Regions from separate parts of the Homo sapiens genome. Here region 1 is linked to region 2. The links are chromatin contacts, found by Hi-C in ENCODE. All regions are on one chromosome and are shown on one strand. The core of a region is the stretch at or near the end of the contact, and the rest is flanking DNA. Distances in the headings are between cores, read along the strand shown. Region 1 overlaps ITGBL1 (integrin subunit beta like 1). Region 2 holds the start of ABHD13 (abhydrolase domain containing 13).

Region 1 (6,496 bases), core at 2,603-5,102, 6.6 Mb after region 2:
CATCTCCAAGAAGAGGACAGAGTGATCAACATATGTCTGATCAGTTGGAGCATAAGATAGAGCTACAGAACCAGCAAAGCGACAAGTCGAATTCAGAACACATGCTTCAAAATTATTTTAGCAGAAACACTAAAAGAAGTCTTTATCTTTACTGATTGCAGTAAAAGATATAGCTCCAATTAAACAATAACAAAAATGCCATACAGAGACAGAGAGGCAACTAAGATTACAAGGGAGCAGGTAAGAAAGAGATAACAACAAAGAAAATAAAAGTACACTTGTAAAATTAAATTTGCCATTGAAAACAATGCAGATCAGCACTTACCAGGGGAGATCTAACAATGATTTGGAATACAAACTGAAAAGTATTTCAAAAATGCATAGGAAATGAATAAGGGAAAATCACTGGAAGATGATGATAGATGTAGAACTATCCAATCTAGGAGTTATGGGTCTTCTCTAAGAAAAATCAAGTGCAACAGTACCAGATGTGACGTTGAAGAAACCATTGAAGTATACATTTTGTACCTAAAACCAGGTCTCAATGTGAAGTTAGAAACAACTTACCATGCTCTGTGGGTAGATCAATTAAGAGATTCACATCATGAAAGAATTTAAATATACAAGTGAGAAATACATGTAGACCACCTACAAAGGATCAGATTTCTTACAATTAAAACAGCAAAAATGGAGCATTTAGAGAGAAAGAAAATATTGTCATTCAAAATATTGAATGATTTGTCATTTATTTTATTTTCAAAATAAATATTGAATGACAATACTTATTTTAAATAACAAAGGTAAACTGTGTTCATGGTTAGGGCAATAGAAAAAGTAATCTTAGGTATTCAAGGTTTTAGAAAACAAATTGTCCAAATAAAATTCTTTCAAAATTTACTTTGAAATTTTAACAAAAAAATAAATAAGGCCAGGCGCGGTGGCTCAAGCTTGTAATCCCAGCACTTTGGGAGGCCAATGTGGGTGGATCACAAGGTCAGGAGTTCAAGACCAGCCTGGCCAACATGATGAAACCCCGTCTCTACTAAAAATACAAAAAATGAGCCGGGCGTGGTGGCAGGCACCTGTAATCCCAGCTACTCAGGAGGCTGAGGCAGGAGAATTGCTTGAACCTTGGATGCAGAGGTTGCAGTGAGCCGAGGTTGTGTCACTGCACTCCAGCCTGGGTGACAGAACAAGACTCTATTTCAAAAAATAAATGAATAAATAAATAAATGGGCTCAAAATATGGGAGAATTGGAAAATGGGGCTGTCTATATTACGTTAATCAATTCCTATAGTAGTCGGATTTAAGGACCACTATAAATACGGTTATACAACTCAATGGAAATATCAAAATTAATGATTAAAACAGAAGCACTATAAAATAGTTAAAATTTTATTTACCTAGTTATAAAAAGCAAAGTTTATACTAATAATTTCCAGTGAGTAAAGATGGGAGGAAAATTGAAAAAATGCTATATCTTTCATTTTAAATAGATGAAGAACAAATGACACCATTAAATTTGAGACCTTGATATAAAATGAATACTGACAATGTTTTTAAAATAATATAAGGTAACCATTAGGATAAATAAAAATATATATTTATTTTCAAAGGATTGGGCATTAAACTGTATGCAGTGTATTTTATAAAATAATTGAAAGAAGACACAAAATTAAAAATGGTATGAAGAAAGGATAAAATAAGTTGGCAGGAATAAAATCAAATATGTCAATTATGATAGTAAACTCAAATATTTTAATCCCTACTCTCTTACAGCAAAGATTTGTAGATTAGGTAAAAAATTAACAAAATCATAAATCAAAGTGTATGCTGCCCCAAAGTGACAAATCTGACTCAAAGGAATGAAGAAGAATAAAATGTAAAGGGTTGTCAAAGATTTATCAAGCATATAGAAAAACGGCATGGTAGCCTAAATTTCAGACTCAGCAGAATTTAACACAAAACAACTAAACAAAACAAAAAGGTCATATGATTTTCTTTTTCTATAATTTGAATGTTAAGGAATATGTGAAGTCATGAATTTTTGGTCAATATCACTCATTATCAATATATATGACATAAAAACTGTTAGAAACAGATGAGAAGTTGATTACTATTATGAGAAAGTCTAAGCAGTATTATATAACTCAGAACAAAATAATTAATAAGGATAATTTATTTAATATGTCAACTTTGCCTCTTACTCTAATCAACCTTCTCTAAACTATCCACAGAACATTTATGAAAAATAGAGATATCCATCATATACTAGATCATGTAAAAAGCATTGAAATATCAAGAGAGGGCTGGGTGTGGTGGCTCACGCCTGTAATCCCAGCACTTTGGGAGGCCAAGGTGGGTGGATCACGAGGTCAAGAGATCAAGACCATCCTGGACAACATGGTGAAACACAGTCTCTACTAAAAATACAAAAAAAAAAAAAATTAGCTGGGTATGGTGGTGCACGCCTGTAGTCCCAGCTACTCGGGAGGCTGAGGCAGGAGAATTGCTTGAACCCAGGAGGCAGAGGTTGCAGTGAGCTGAGATCATGCCACTGCACTCCAGCCTGGGTGACAGAGCGAGACTTTGTCTTAAAAAAAAAAAAAGAAAAAGAAAAAGAAAAGAAAAGAAATATCAAGAGAACAAAAAGATAAGTCATAGACAAGGAGAAAATATTTGCAAAAGACATATCTGATAAAGTTCTGTTACTTAAAATATACAAATAACTCCTAAAACTCAACAATAAGAGAAAAACAATTTAAAAATGGCCCAAAGATCTTAACAGATGCCTTATTAAAGAAAACATACAGATGGCAAACAAGTACATAAAAAGATGTTTCATATTATATATTGTCATCAGGCAAATGCAAATTAAAACGATGAAATACCACTATACGCTTGTTAGAATGGCTCAAATCCAGAACACTGAAAACACCCAACACTGGCAAGGATGTGGAGAAAACACAGACTTTCATTCATTGCTGGTGGGAATGCAAAATGCTACAGCCTCTTTGGAAGACAGTTCAGCAGTTTCTTACTGAACTAAACATACTATATGATCCAGCAATCACACTCCTTGTTATTTACCCAAAGGAACTGAAAACTTAATGTCCACATGAAAACCTGCAAACCAACGTTTACAGCAGCTACATTATAATTGCCGAAACTTGGAAGCAACCAAGACGTCCTTCAGTAGGTGAATGGTTAAATAAACAGTGGTACATTCAGACAAGGCAGTATTACTCAGCAATAAAAAGAAGTGAGCTCTCAAGCCATCAAAACACACTTAAAAAACTTAAGTGCATATTCGTAAGTGAAAGAAACCAATCTGAAAAGCCTACACACTGTATGACACTCTGGAAAATGCAAAACTATGGTGACAGTAAAAAGATCCGTGCTTGCCAGGGGTTGTAGGGAGAGAGGGGTGAACAGGTGGAGCACAGGGGATTTGTAGGGCAGTGAAACTACTCTATATGTTACTGTCATGGTGGGTACGTGTCATTATAAAATTTACCAAACACATAGAAAATACAATACCAAGAGTTAATCCTAAGGTAAATTATAATAATTACTTTGGGGGATAGTGCTGTGTAAATGTAGGTTCCTGACTTGTAACCAATAGACCTACTGTGGTGGGGTGGGGGATGATGACAGGGGAGGCCATGCATGGGTGAGGGCAGGGAGTATATGGGATCTCCCTGTACTTTCTGTTCAGTATTACTGTGAACTTAAAAGTGCACTAAAAAATAAAGTGTATTACAAAAAGCATTGAAATATCACATGTTTTCTACAAGCTATGGTCTGTGGTCATAATTCCAAAAAAACTTGTAAGAAATATAAAAAAAAATTACATGAAAGAGGAATCTTATAACTCAGACTACACTTTGAGAAGCAGTGAAAATGAAAGTAAAACATGAAACCTGTTACAGAAATGAGTGAAACAGAAAACCGCAAGTTTCAATCCTTATTTAATTCTCGTGTTTTATCTTTATTTGCAGACAAGATGAAGGAGTCTCCAAAAGGTTAAATGACCTACGCAAAGTCATACAGCCTATAAGTGTCTGAATCAGGATTTCACTCAGATCTTCTGCCTCCTAGTCCAGGGCTCTTTTTAAGATATACCAGTGTCTCCCTATTGAAGAAACACTAAGATTAAATTTGGAAAACATTTAATTAGCTAAACCCTTAACTCTAAAATGTTGTTTTCATATTTTAAGGTTTCTGAAATTAGGATCAATTTTAAAATGATTTCTTTATAAAAAAAGATGTACTCCTATTGTCTGAGAATTGGCACATTAACATCAATAAAAATATCTACTGATTAGATTTTCTCCACAACGAAATTATCTTTAATAATAATGTGTGCAGCTGGATTTTAATTTAAATTCAAATCCTTCATTTGTATTAAAAATAGCTTTAGAAAGCACTGAAAAAGGCCATCATATATGCAAAGGACTGTCACAAGCAAAGCAATGCAGATAAAGGTAGTAGAAACTGCCAGGTTTCCTGGAGTAGATGGTACTTTTTAGAGATAGATGAAAGATCTGTCTGATTCAGCAAAAGGGCTATCTCTCGGGGACTCACATCAATCAGTCCCAAGCTAACTTCTAAGGTAAGCTGCTTATTTCGGAGAAAATTGTTATTCACTTACAATGACATTTTTCTAAAATTAAAATGTCCACAAAACTCATTCTTTTCTGTGCCATTAAATTGTAGTGTAATTTTCAAAGTGCTTAATAGATCAAAGATGATGAGAAAGGCTATAAAAATCCATGGGTGGTAGTGATCTTCATTTTAAAATAGCAAAAGCATTCCAGAAAAGTTTGTAGACACTGTCTATGAAGACTACAAATCACCTGGGATCTCTTTAGAATGCAAATTCTGATTAACTGGGTCTGAAGTTGTATCTGAAATACAATTTGATGCTGATACCGTTAGTCTACAAACCACACTTTGAATAGCAAAGGTACAATGGTTAAGAGGCCCATCAACTCAATGAGTCGAAGTTCTACCATTTATTAGCCATGTGATCAGATCCAAGCCATTCCCTTAAGTTCTCCTTTCTCCCTGGGTAAAAGAGAAATCTACCGCATTTTAAAAATACATTATAGGGTTGATGAAAAATACATGTGCAGTCTTTAGAACAGTGTCTAACGCATCATTAAATGCTCAATAAAATTAGCCATTACTGGCCGGGTGCGGTGGCTCACGCCTGTAATCCCAGAACTTTGGGAGGCCGAGGTGGGTGGATCACCTGAGGTCAGGAGTTAAAGACAAGCCTGGCCAACGTGATGAAACCCCGTCTCTACTAAAAATACAAAAAATTAGCTGGGCATGATGGCAGGCTCCTGTATTCCCAGCTACTCAGGAGGCTAAAGCAGGAGAATCGCTTGAACCCAGGAGACAGAGGTTGCGGTGAGCCTAGATCGTGCAATTGTACTCCAGCCTGGGCAACAAGAGTGAAACTTCATCTCAAAAAAAAAAATTAGCCATTACTATTATTAGAAATAAAATACTGAGTGGGACCTGATGAGCCCTTGCAGTGCAGTGTAGTTACACAACTATCGAGCTACCACTGCAACCCTTAACCTACAGAAGAAGCAATATCATCCCTTGAATTCAAATTAAGTCTGTATATGATTTGTTCCTGGCCGGCTGAGTTTTCATTGGCAAAGCAAAGACATACGAAGGCTTAACTGGCAGGAATATAATGAATTTAGAATTTGAGCAGCTATATGGAGAATCCACCCATTTATAACTAAGAAGTTCCTCAACGGCTAAAGTCTGTGCCAAGAGTGTTTACTAAGTCAATCTGTACACAGCAGGGCTGCTGTCACTGGGCTTATTTCTGTCACTTTGTGACACCAGTGCTCCATCAGGCATGATGATTAAATCTACAACCTTTCATCTGGTAAAACAGGAAAGGTAATTTCAAGAGTTGCAATTGCATCACTGAATGTCTCTTGCTTTAAAAAATAAATATGCTGTCTTTGCCTCTGCATTTATCTACCGGCAGGGAACCATTATATACTGACAATGTTCTGTTTCAGAAGCATTATCTCTGAATAATTACCTGTTCCTTGTCTCCATGGAAAGCTGTACCGCAAAACCTCTTTTAATTTGGTATATGGCAGAATTCACAGATTGTATTTTATTACTATAAAAAAATACCTTTCTCCACCCCCTACGAAAATGAAGGTAAATGTTAGCCACGTCATGAATGATGCTGCAGTTTGGAACATTGCAGCCCCCTGATGGGGAGGTTCTCCTTCACCTTCCGGAAGCACTCATCAACAAAGGGAATCTGTGGGTGGCTCCAGCTGGTTGCAGGGACCAGAATTTGAAGGGAGAGGAAATCCCTGATGCTGGGCCTTCCTGCCTGATTCTCCAAATGGTGACAGGGATAAAATGCAGAGGGGTAGTGAGCGCTGTGTCAGGACTCGGCAAAGAGAAAGCACAGATGTTCACTGAGCTCTTCTCCCTTTCATTTTA
Region 2 (6,193 bases), core at 3,694-6,193:
AAAGACAACTGACAAACTATGGTTGTTCAGACTTAGAGGTTTGGCAGATATTTACTAGAAAATGAATGAGGTTGCCAATAGCTCCTAGACACTTAAGGGACCTTTTTGATGGCACTGTGGTAATCTATTAATATTAAACATGTCACCATTTGGAAAAATCTGCATAACTCCATAAACCAATATATTCCAAATGACCAATGAATGGTGTCACAAAATCAAGCAAACGTGAGTAAAAAATTCACTACAAACCAACAGATTTTGATGTAACAAGAGACAACAATTTCTCTGATGTAGGTTTCAGATGGCACAATATAACTGACCTTTAAGGAAGTGCCTCCTGTTGGGTGATGGAGTCGTACCAACGAGTACCCACAATTCTCTACTACAATACTCTTCCCTTTACAACTACAAATTTGTGTGAGCCTGACTTTCTTCATGTTTCACTTTAAGAGCCTAATAATCTGCCTGTCTTCTATGAGGCAGACATTAAAGATAATTACAAAAATATAATCCCACACCTCTATTTTTTGTAATTACAATTGTTTTATATAAAATTTTATTTATGTGAGTATGTAATGAACTTACTACTGCTATTTTTAAATGAATTAAAACTTCCAGTTTTCCAATTTTAATTTATACACTTTATAAACTTCCAGTTTTCCAATTTTAATTTATACACTTTATAAACTTCCAGTTTTAATTTCTAACACAATAAATATCTATATAATCCACATACATACAAAAAAATCTTTGGGATCTTTACATTTCTAAAATGTAAACGGTCTGAGACCAAAAAGCTTGAGAACCACGGTTCCATACTATTTAACCATATAACTGTATTGCCTTATGCCCCAGAGACTTGCCTTCTTCAAATTAAGAAAGATATATTACATTTTTTTAAATCCTTTCTGCATTATAACATATATAAATATATTTAAGGTTTTTACCCAGTAATATTTTCTCCAAAAACTAAAAATAAATAAAAACTTATATATATCAAGAACTGAAACTCAAAAGTATAGGAGTAAATACATTGTAATTATTGCCGTAAGGTTAGTAGGAGAATAAATTAGACAAATCTATTGTATCATAGATAACATTTTACAATAAAAATTGTATTTTAATGAAGGTCAGAACTGCCCTACAAATTAAATTCTAGTTATTCTAATTATTTTTAATTAAAAAGTGTACATTGGGCCAGGCATGGTGGCTCATGCGTGTAATCCTAGCGCTTTAGGAAGCCAAGACAGGTGGATTGCCTGAGCTCAGGAGTTTGAGACTAGTCCGGGCAACATGGTAAAACACCGTCTCTACTAAAAATTACAAAAAATTAGCCGGGCATGGTGGCGCGTGCCTGTAATCCCAGCTACTAGGGAGACTGAGGCATGAGAATCACTTGAACCCAGGAGTCGAGGTTGCAGGGAGCTGAGATCGTGCCACTGCACTCCAACCTGGGTGACACAGTGAGACTATGTCTCAAAAAAAAAAAAAAGTGTACATTGTTTTGCATATTGTATATCGAGTTACGGATTCTGCCACCAGCAAATGGTCTTTTAAAAATACAAAAAAGTGCATTACCCATAGTGAATTACAATGAATTTCCGAAAAACAATTTGGCAAAAGGCTAAACAATTTCAAATACAATTAAAAAGTCCTAAGTCATAAAGGCACTATTATTTCTTTAAAGATCTTTAAGTCCATCCTAGATTGATAATTTTGGGAACAGCTTGTTTAAAAATAAAAACTGTTCATACATTTAAAAAAAATGTGCAGGTTCAAGTGAAGACTGTAAAAAGTGGAAAGGGAGTTCGTGTGTCAATGCCGACATCCACATCCCAGCAGAGAATGAGGACCCCACACCCCATGGGCTCATTAATTACTCTGGGTGAATCACAGCTTCCAATCACATGTGAAGTAATGTGGAACTCAGATTCAGTATTCTTATATCAATCTCTCTCCTCTTCTGTTAAGCATTGGGAAGTTAAGAAACCATGCCAGCTGCACAGCTGAAATGGAAACACAAATAGCTGCTATCAAGGTGTTGGAGACACCACAGAATGAATTATCTATTTCCCTAATGGTTACCCACATGCCATCAATAATGAAAAAGTGTGTATTAATAGTCCTATGGGACAAATGAACAGTAACTGCCTATGGAGATGCTGGATAATAACTGGATGGTTCAGACAGCATCTTTAACTAGGATTTAAATCTGTATGAGCAGATAGCTCAAAAATTATACCAGGCAGCTACTTAGTAGCTTTTTCATGCTTGAAAATCTTGGCAAATAGAGTCAACTCTGGCAGAAGTAAAATGAGAGATTATTGTTACTATGGAAGCCAACCACAATTTGTTCTGAGATTATAAATATCTGAAATGTTTAAAACAAATCCACTAGCCTAAAACTGTAGTGATGTTAGACTGATAATGAAATTCACAAAGTTTCCAATTTATAAATGGGCAATGTTCTAAAACTTTACCTATAAACTAGATGGATGAAACTTAGAATATTTGTTTTGTATAAAACCAGTGTTATATAACATTGAGTATGTGAAAGTAAGTACAACTAGAAGCCTTACTAGAAGTATCTAGATTCTCAGGCTAGCTCATAAATGCATGTAGTCCCTGTACTGGAAATACTACATCTTTGCAAGGGATTTCAGCAGAATATACTGTTGTAGGAGTTCACACCATGTGAAACAGAAACATAAAATATAATAATGTATTACAAAATCTGTCATTTGAGGAAAAATATCTTACTTAGAAGAACTAGAGCATCTTTTAAGTCCACACGAAAAAAGGCTATTTAAAGGTCTTAAGACTTTCCTGGGGCAACTAAACAAGGATTAGAAAGATTTCAGAATCTGGGTAATACATTAAACAGAGAAACAGAAATAGATTCCCCTGAGATAAGTTATGAGAAGAGATCATGGGAAAATGTTAGATCCAACAGTTTCCTGCACCTATCACTAAGTTATATTGTTAGCCCAGGGCAATTTGGTTAGTAAACCCTCTTATCCACATGCCAAGAGGTCTTTGATGTGCCCAAGAAGAGGGCAGTGTGCCAAGGGCTACCTGTAGGTACCTGGCTTGCTTTAATCATTCCAAGTTAACTGTCAGTGGGAGGCAGTGTGGTGCAATGGAAAGGAGACAGTGTTTTGAGTCATGGTCTGTTAAGAGATAGGTAGCTTTTGCCAACTCACTTAGCCTCTCTAAATATATATTTCCTCGTATGTAAAAGGAGGATGAAAGATTAAATTGAACTACTGTTGAGATAAAATGTAATAGTGTGTTAAGTGCAGCTACTTCTATGAGACAAAATTTAAATTACTTAATTATGTACTATAGCAGAGTATGTGAAAGTAAGGACAACTAGAAGCCCTATTAGTCCTAGATCAAATAATGGATATGATTCCCTAGAGGTACCGTATCTGAACACAGGAAGTAATCAGAGCAATGCACTCTTTCTCTGTTAAAACCAAACTCAGGTAGTAGATCCTCTAGAAAGCTTTCCTTGGACCCCTATTCCCTCCTGCCACCCATTCCACATTCTGTAGTTTGTGCAAACTTACGTGGCAGAAGTTACTATTACAGCGTAATTAACCTGCTTACACAGGCTGTGAGTTCCTCGATGACAGAGACCTCGTCCTATTCAACTCTACATTTTCTGTACGCAGCAGTGCCTGATGCATAGTGGGCCTCTATTAACGATTATTTAATTGAGCAGCTGATGTCTTAGGTAGGATATCATGACATTAACACTAAATCGGCAATCAAGAAATCTTACACAGTAAAATAAAATTTGATATTTTAGTCAAAGACGAGTGATTTCCCTAAGCATGCATACAAATAAGTATTGATCCACGAACCCCCTCCCGTCAAAAGAGATCAGTGAAAAATCCAATATCAACACACAAAGCCAATATACTCATCTCTTTCTATCCAGTTACTATCACATAGTAAACATAAATAAGAGTTGTTAAATGGGGACGGACTTTTTTTTGGTTTCGATACCTTGGGTAGTAATACTAGTAATTCATTTTACTTAAATGTTGACTAAAATCTACAGCAAAATTGACTTCGATTGTATGGGGTGCTTTTTTGATGTTTCCTGAATAACCCCAGAACTTCCTGTCATGATATTCACAGGTCTAAACCTGTTACTGTCGTGATTAGATCGGGGCTCTCCCTCTCTCCAACCTAGTAGCTGGAATTATTCTATTTTACTTTTCATGTCTGTGTGGGAGGGTGGGGGAGCGGAGGGTTGGATTTTAGGGATCTTAGGTTTGTACACATTACTGGAAATACAATTGACATAGAACACTAAGATACGTTTTAGGTTCCAATTACAAAACGACACCCGGCGAGCCTCTGGCAATGCGCGCACCTTAGTTTCCAAAACAGGTATTTGGCTTCAGTTTGCTTCCCCTGGTGAGTGGTGAGCGGAGTCGGGGCGGCCGGCAGGGCTGCACCCCGGGCTGGTCCTCCACAACCCCCGGCGCTCGGCCCCCGCACGACCCCCAGGGGAAGCCGCACTAGCCCCGGGGCTCCCCCCACAGCCTCCCGGGAGGGTTTCGCGCCCGCCTGGAGGAGCCGGCGGCTCCCCGCGACCCTCCTAGAAGGAGCGGACCGGCGCTCGGGCCCCGCGGGCTCGGGGTCCCCGAGCCGCACTTACTCAGACTCGCGGACAGGCTGCGCAGTCGGCCGCGGGCACGAAACCGGGCGCCGCGCAGCAGCGTACCCCCGCGTCGCTTCCGTCGCTCCTCATCATCCTCCTCCAGCCCAGGGGCCGCTGCCGGCGCCACGGTCTAGCCCGGAGCTCCTGCTGCGAGCTGTGGCCCCACTTCCGGCCCCCGCTCGGGTGTCGCCGGCAAATGCCCCCGCCGGCTCCCACATAACCTGTTCTCCGTCTCCGCTCCCGGAGTGGGAACCCTGCCCGCTCTTCCGAGCATGCGCAGAAGCCGCTGCCAGTGAGCCCCCGCGACGGTGGCCCGGACGGAAAAGATACCTCGGCGGCGTGGGCCCGGCTCCCTGCTCCAGGACCTAGGGATCTTGGCCTTCCACCCTCCTCCGAGCACCAGGACTCCCTCCAGTTCCGTACCCGAGGCCTCCGTGGTGAAGAGGTGCCGGACCCGATGAGCTCGGGAGTCCACCATCGCTCTGCAAGCCGCAGGTTTGCGGAGCAATTTGTTCTGCCTGATAGGGTTGTTAAGGGTGTCGCAATGAGGTCCACGATTTAAAGCGCTTCCATAACTATTTTTCTCCTTTTACCTCTACGAGAGTGGACTGTCAAGGGCGAATGCAGGTTTTGTGAGGCCTGAACCTTGTGCCATTTGGAGAGCCCTTTTAAAGAAAAATAATGTAAAATTGTCTTATTTTTGCAAATTTTACCGAGGTACACGACCATGGGAACACCTCGTTAGGGCCCCTCTCAAGGCCTTGGAAGTGTTCGCAAAAATGGGCCCTTAAAACTTGGGCTTCATTAGCTTCGCTGTCAACCCCCCTGTGCACTGAAGTGTACACACTTGTTTACAGATGTGTGCCTCCCCTCCCTTGGGCTTTCCTTATTCTATGTCCCCTATTTTATATATACAGAGGATATTTCATAAATCTGTGGGTTTTTTTTTTTTTCCTTTTGAGATGGAGCCTCGCTCTTGTCGCCCAGGCTGGAGTGCAATGGCGTGATCTCGGCTCACTGCAACCTCCGCCTCCCTGGTTCAAGCGATTCTCTCGCCTCAGCCTCTGACCTAGCTGGGATTACAGGTGCCCGCCACCACGCCCCGCTACTTTTTGTTTTTGTTTTGTTGCTGTTTTGAGACGGAGTTTCGCTCTTGTTTCCCAGGCTGGAGTGCAATGGCAAGATCTCGGCTCACCGCAACCTCCCGCCTCCCGGGTTCAAGCGATTCTCCTGCCTCAGCCTCCGGAGTAGCTGGGATTACAGGCATGCGCCACCACGCCCAGCTAATTTTGTATTTTTCTTCAGTAGAGACGGGATTTCACCATGTTGGCCAGGCTGCTCTCAAACTCCCCACCTCTGGTGATCCACCCACCTCGGCCTCCCAAAGTGCTGGGATTACAGGCGTGAGCCACCAGGCCCGGCCTAATTTTTGTATTTTTTAGTAGAGACGGGGGTTCACCATGTTGGCCAGGCTGGTGTCAAACTCCTGACCTCAAGTGATCCGCTCACCTCAGC

The links. A loop is a pair of places that touch in the nucleus more often than their neighbours do. Pooled maps may share reads with other maps.
Region 1: a map of naive thymus-derived CD4-positive, alpha-beta T cell shows a loop between it and region 2 (23-fold over the local background). The contact joins the enhancer-like site here to the promoter of ABHD13 in region 2. A Hi-C loop is called at or near these places in 1 of 168 maps with a recorded cell type or tissue (naive thymus-derived CD4-positive, alpha-beta T cell), 1 of 37 single-sample maps with no recorded cell type and 8 of 50 pooled maps.

What each region holds. Positions count from the first base shown.
Region 1 is chr13:101,624,552-101,631,047 of GRCh38, reverse strand. All of the region lies in intron 7 of ITGBL1 (integrin subunit beta like 1), which reads right to left. Among named protein-coding and RNA genes, the nearest start is that of ITGBL1, 180 kb to the right of the region's middle. Within about 2 kb of position 3,852, at least 5 of the 41 ENCODE cell types and tissues checked have a DNase peak (open chromatin) inside an H3K27ac peak, as active enhancers do.
Region 2 is chr13:108,217,142-108,223,334 of GRCh38, reverse strand. It overlaps ABHD13 (abhydrolase domain containing 13), which reads right to left and starts at 4,943. Exons shown (of 2, transcript NM_032859.3): 1 at 4,676-4,943. It also overlaps a transcript of LIG4 not described here. RefSeq lists a silencer at 4,421-4,660 and an enhancer at 4,941-5,270.